Linked DNA regions of Homo sapiens: region 2 is linked to region 1. Evidence: chromatin loops called from intact Hi-C (ENCODE). Cell type or tissue: ascending aorta. All regions are shown on one strand. Links, peaks and the distances in the headings refer to the core of each region. The heading gives the core; the rest is flanking DNA. Region 1 overlaps LOC105377374 (a long non-coding RNA gene). Region 2 has its middle 210 kb from the start of ARSJ.

What was found. Hi-C counts contacts between places; a loop is a spot of excess contacts. Peaks named below come from ENCODE experiments on the same cell type or tissue, not always from the same donor. Only the 100,000 strongest peaks of a DNase experiment are listed, where the experiment ranks them.
Region 2: a loop joins it to region 1, with 4 times the contacts of the local background. A loop is called at or near these places in 23 of 110 quality-filtered maps.

What each region holds. Positions count from the first base shown.
Region 1 is chr4:113,386,350-113,389,159 of GRCh38, reverse strand. It overlaps LOC105377374 (a long non-coding RNA gene), which reads left to right. Exons shown (of 5, transcript NR_199847.1): 5 at 710-1,667. Among named protein-coding and RNA genes, the nearest start is that of MIR8082, 240 kb to the right of the region's middle. In ascending aorta, for the core only: no CTCF peak of the experiment used is centred there; no DNase peak of the experiment used is centred there; H3K27ac peaks cover 413 bases.
Region 2 is chr4:114,185,776-114,188,585 of GRCh38, reverse strand. No RefSeq gene overlaps it. Among named protein-coding and RNA genes, the nearest start is that of ARSJ, 210 kb to the right of the region's middle. In ascending aorta, for the core only: no CTCF peak of the experiment used is centred there; no DNase peak of the experiment used is centred there.

The DNA.
Region 1 (2,810 bases), core at 308-2,807:
AGCTATTAGTTTTCTTGCCTTCAGACTCAAACGGAAACACTGGCTCTTCTTGGATCTCAAGCCTGCCTTCAGACTGAATCTATATCAGCTCTGCTCACTCTGCTGAGTGCAGATCTTGCGACTTCTCAACCTCCATCATCATGTGGAACAATTCCTTACAATAAATCTCTTTATATATGTGTGCACACACACACACACACACACACACAGGCATGCATGCACACAGGCACATACACACTATTGGTTCTGTTTTTCCAGAGAACCCTAATATAGCATTGTAGTAATTCATGCCCATTGACATCTACTTTCTTATAAAACAGCGTCAAGTTCATCTGCCAAATGTGAAGCAGATAAGGAAGAGAAAATGGGCTTGAGAAGCAAGAAAGAGATTTTTCAGAATAGTAATGACAAAGTTACTGAATAAGGTCTGTTTCCCTTTATAAATATATTTTTCCAGAAGAAGAAGAATTTTTTCCGGAAGAAAAGTAATTTTTAATTAATTGTTAAATGATCAGTTCAATATGTCTCTGCTGCAAGATTATAAATCCAAAGGGAAGGGTCTGTGTTTTTCAAAGATGGAGTGTTGTTTATTGTTGGTGCCATTTGCTTGAGTTCTTATCCCAGCTTTGTCGTTTTCTCTCTGCATGATTTGGGGCATGTTATTCAATTTCTTTTCCCCTCAGTTTCCTCACCTGGATCTGTTTCCTAGGATTGTGATGGAGATGAAAGAAGAGCATTGAATAGTAACTGGCAATAGTGAAAACTCAGCAAAAGTGACCCATTGGGCCATGATCTTGGCCCAGTCTACCCTGAGCACTATAGCACAATGTTTAAAATATAGTAGGTCTTGAATTGCATGCATTTGTGGATGGATGAAGACTGTTATTCTCTGGCTTAGCCACTGTGATTGATTGTTAGCAGCTGAGCATTATTTTGGACCTATTCTACATTCTTCCCTGCATGTTGGGGGAAGAGCCTCAGGTATACATTTTTTGGAATCCCTTTCCAGTGGGGTTATGTATTTGATTTTGCCGATGAAAGTTGTTTGCCCAAGATTTGAAAAGGAAAGAGAAGAAAAATGATTATACCTTTGGGAGCAGCTGGGGAGAGGTGCATGGACTCTGGCAGAAGACACATGGAGTGTTTTTGCAGCCATATATGGGCTATCTCCTAAGAAACATATACTTTGCTGCTACATGAATCTGAGCCCTTCAGTGGCAGCTTGGATTTCTGATTTCTGCACTGGTGGATTTCTTCGTAGCAGTAGTAGCTCCTCAGTGTGAAAGGAAAATAAAAGCTTGGGACCCCCAATGCACTATGCCACAAGGAAAAAATTAAGCTGAAAGCTGAGTCAAGCAAGACACTGACTTTCCTTTTGTTTCTAAGCAGATAGCTACAATAAAAGGTTAAAAATCCCCACGGGTAGCTACTCTATGTAAAGCGCCAATTTACTGAGTGCCAAACGAATACATAATTGAGTATTCCCCTACCTGCTCCTTTTCCCTTGCAGCATGTGAATTTAGTAGTGTGATCATACCCTTCCTTTTCCTCCTCCAGCCTGCTTTTCCCCGTTCAATACTGAAGCCCTCAAAATTATTTTCGAAGAAGGCACAGACCTATCTCCCAGGCATGTCCTCAATTTTGGCAAAATAAATTTCTAAACTGATTGCGACCTGTCTCAGATCGTTTTTGGTTTACACCTGCCTTCATTTGTTGTGGCACTCCTGACACTGGTGTGAGTTTCTAATCCCCTGCATTAGATCCCTTCCTTCTTAAAATACCTAGAGGGCTTTGTTTTTTGGATTAAGCCCAATTGTTAGGGGATGAATTGTGTCCTCTCCTCCTCCAAATTCATGTCAAAGCCCCTAACACCCACTACTTCAGAATGTGACTGCATCTGGAGATAGGGGTCTTCAAAAAGGTGATTAAGTTAAATGAGGCCATTAAGGTTGGCTGTAATTCAATATGATTGGCATCCTTACAAAATGCAGAAAATTGGACATACACAGAGACATAAGGGATGTGGGCACACAGACAGGAAAGTCCATGTGAGGACAGCGAGAAGGTGGTGGTCTGCAAGCCAAAGAGAGTGACCTCAGGAAAAAAAAATCTTGCCCATATTTCAGTCTTAGACTTTTAGCTTCCAGGACTGTGAGAAAATGACTTTCTGTTGATTAAATCATCTGGTTCATGCTATTTTGTTATGGCAGCCCTAGGAAACTACTACATTAATCTGAACACAAATTGGATTGTTAGAACAATAGACTCTAAATTATCTCCCTGACTCTTTGAGGAGAAAGGGTATGCTATGGTCGTTCTCTAAGGCTCCAAGGTATCACCTATCTGTGAGTCACTTGAAAAATTCACACAAGGCACCTTTCATCCAGAAGTTGCTGCTGTACCAGTGCCATGTGAGTTCTGTAGCACAGCCTAGACGAGGTCTGAGTTCTGATCAACAGCCAGGAAAAACTGGCACAATGCGTATGTGTATTTTTTGTGGATATCATGATTCAGTTTTTTCTGCACATCATAAAGGCAGCTGAGGTGTCCATAGCCACCTCCAGTCAAGCCCAGACCCTGCCCACAATGCTCTGTAGCAGCTGTGGAGGACCTGCTGCTAATGGGGGCATAGCCATTCAGTAGGGGAGTTTGAGTGACTCTCTCCAATTCTGTAGTCAGTTTTGACAGGTAAGAAAAAAAGAACACCTCAAAATAGAGAGTGTGGGGGAAGAAAAAGGAATGGAAACCAGAACCGAGTTATAAGGGCCTGTGATGGTTGATAATGAGTGTCAACTTTATTGGATTGAAGG
Region 2 (2,810 bases), core at 9-2,508, 800 kb before region 1:
TCCAGTTGAGAGTCTTATCATTTTTTATGATACCCTTTAAGAAATAGGTATGTTATGGACACTGTTAGCAGGAAAATGCATCCATACATGCAAAAATAAGATTTGCATATAATTTCAGTGTTCTCTGAGTCTCAAAACAAGAACATTTTACCTTATCCAACCCTGTAGTTTCATAAATAAATAAAGTCACTAAAAGTGTGTTTTTACTCAGGTAACCAACAAACTGATATGTAGCACAGTGGAAATTCAGTTATGTATGTAAAAACGCTATTGAATACTCTTTCTACAATGCCACCTTGATTCTCTTTAAGCATGTCTCATGCAAAAGTGATTATCCAGTAAATTTTAGCTGTATCCAGATTAGAGTACACACAAGAGTTTGGGATAGGTACACAAGGGGTTTAGTGGAGAACAGCTTCTGGAGCCAAGCACACCTGGGCTCCAAGCTCTCATACATAGTAGCTGTGTGACCCTGGACTACAGATTATCTGATACAAGTGTCCATTTCCTCATCTGTTCATGAGTGATATCTCTAAAATCTAGCCCTGGGCCTTTGCAGAATTAGGCATGGTAATGCATGTAAACTGCTTATTAAGGTGCTTGGAACATAGAATTAAATATTAGCTCAAAGAAGTAAAAAATGTATCACTATCATTAGGTTACACATCATTTAATCTGAAGGGTCCCCTATGTTCAAGGTTGATTAGGTTATCTGTGAACTTTTAACAGCCCAAGCTGACATTCTGGATCTGCCACTAGCAAGACACCTTGACAGGTGTTCTGCCTTCCAATTCTAATATTTACAGAGTTCTGAGTATGTTGTTTAAAGACTTTATCTTGGTTTGAGTGTCCAAGGAGAGCATATATGAATAAGCCTGTTTATTTCTTTCTAAGGCTTAAAATTGCAATTTAGAAATCAGTCACCAAGTGGACATTTTTATGGTTTTATGCTGTAAGTTTATGACCCATGTATCTCAGTTTCCTCATATATTTAGAGAAGAACAATGCAAGCTAGTAACCTATGTTGTTATTAAAAATGCAGGAAAGATTAAAGTTAATCATTTTAAACAAACACGATATATGGGAAATTTTTATAATTCAAACACTGGGAGTTGTGGCTACTCTGTTTAAAAGTAGATGAGTCTCTACTCAAAATTCGGTTCATGTCAAGACTGATGACATCACACACACCAGGAGAGTATGAAAAGGTTTCTTACTTACAGAACTGATGCTTTTCTGGTGAAAGCAAGGCAGGCCTCCCAAGCAGGTCTGAAATGATTTGAGAGAGCCAGGAAAGAAAAATAGCATGTATTTTTATTTCCGACAACAGGTAGGGCCAGTGGTAAAGTTCCCATGCATGGGCAGGAGTGTACATGGTGAAATCATCAATGCCAGAGAAGTGAGCACCCAGGCTTTTTAATCAATTTGCCCAGAGCTGGGGAAAAATAGAGGAGGCAAGGTGGGCCTGAGAGTTGTCAGCAGTTAAATATCAAAAACGGGATTAGATCCTTTATTACACTGTGTTGGATGACACATCACTGCACGCATCTTAACTACTATCAACACTCTCAATAGGTTATTCTAACTCTATTTAGAGAATACACAAAACTCATCCACTAGGTGCCTAAAGCCTCTTTTGGAACAGCCTCAACTATTTAGGGCCACATAAGCCTTCCACTGAAACCTAGGTTTTACACTGCACTGTCTTGCCCATTTTTATCAGGCTTTACTCTTGCAATTTCTTTAGCTACATTTCAGCAAGAGGGAAAAACTGACCATCTGTAGCATTCTTCTCATCTAGTCAGGGATGAAAAGAAATAGTGAAAAATTTTGATTATGCTTGGCAAATCTCTTCGTGACTATCTTTTTCTAATCAAGAAAACAATTTGATTCTGTTCCAAGGATTTAAAAATGAAATACATTTAACTTCTTTACCAAATCATATAGATTTTTTTCAAGTTTATTTCTACTTTTAAAGGTACCAGATACATTTTCCTCTTGAACATTTTAAAATAGCATGCATAGTTGCATACTTCATAGGTAGCAACTCTGAATCACAGTGATAGACAATCATTCCTACTCTAAATGCCAAATGATTATATGGTATAAACCATAAGTGCTTTGGGTGCTCAGAAGGAGACATATGTGTTTGAGATAGAGTGCACAGGCAAGATTCTTCTCAAAAGAAGAAGGAATTTAATAGATAAATAAGATTTAGAGAAATTACATGGAATGAGGAAGAGGAAATTTCAAATAGCGGGTAAAGCATAACTTCACACACGGGTAAGTGTTAATACAAGGCCTGCTATTTGAACGCAATGTATGTATGTGTGCTTGTGCTTTAAATGTACTGACACATGGTTCCAATATAAAATAACAGAATAGGAAGTGACTTTTCCTTCCATATTCAAGGAGCATGTATTATTCTTTATGTTATAAAGAAATTCCTTTTTGGAAAAGTCATTAGAAACCAACTGAAACTGCCATGCCTGCTCTGAAACAAGATTTACAGAACACAAAACTACGTGTGAAATATGAAAAGTTATAGAGATTTCACAAGAGTTTTGAGACTAAAGGACTATTCAAAATATAGCATTGGTGGAACACAAGGTTACCTGAGAATTAAGCAGTCTCCCTTGAGAACAGTAAAATCAGCTAGGAACCATACCTATTTGAGCTCAACATCATGTTGTTGGTATTTAAGCTGTGCCTGAATCATAGTAGGTGATCAAAAAAGGTTTTTTGGATTAATTAACACATTTATTTTCTGAGGAATCAATGCAAAAGATCTGTATTGTATAATGTTGAGC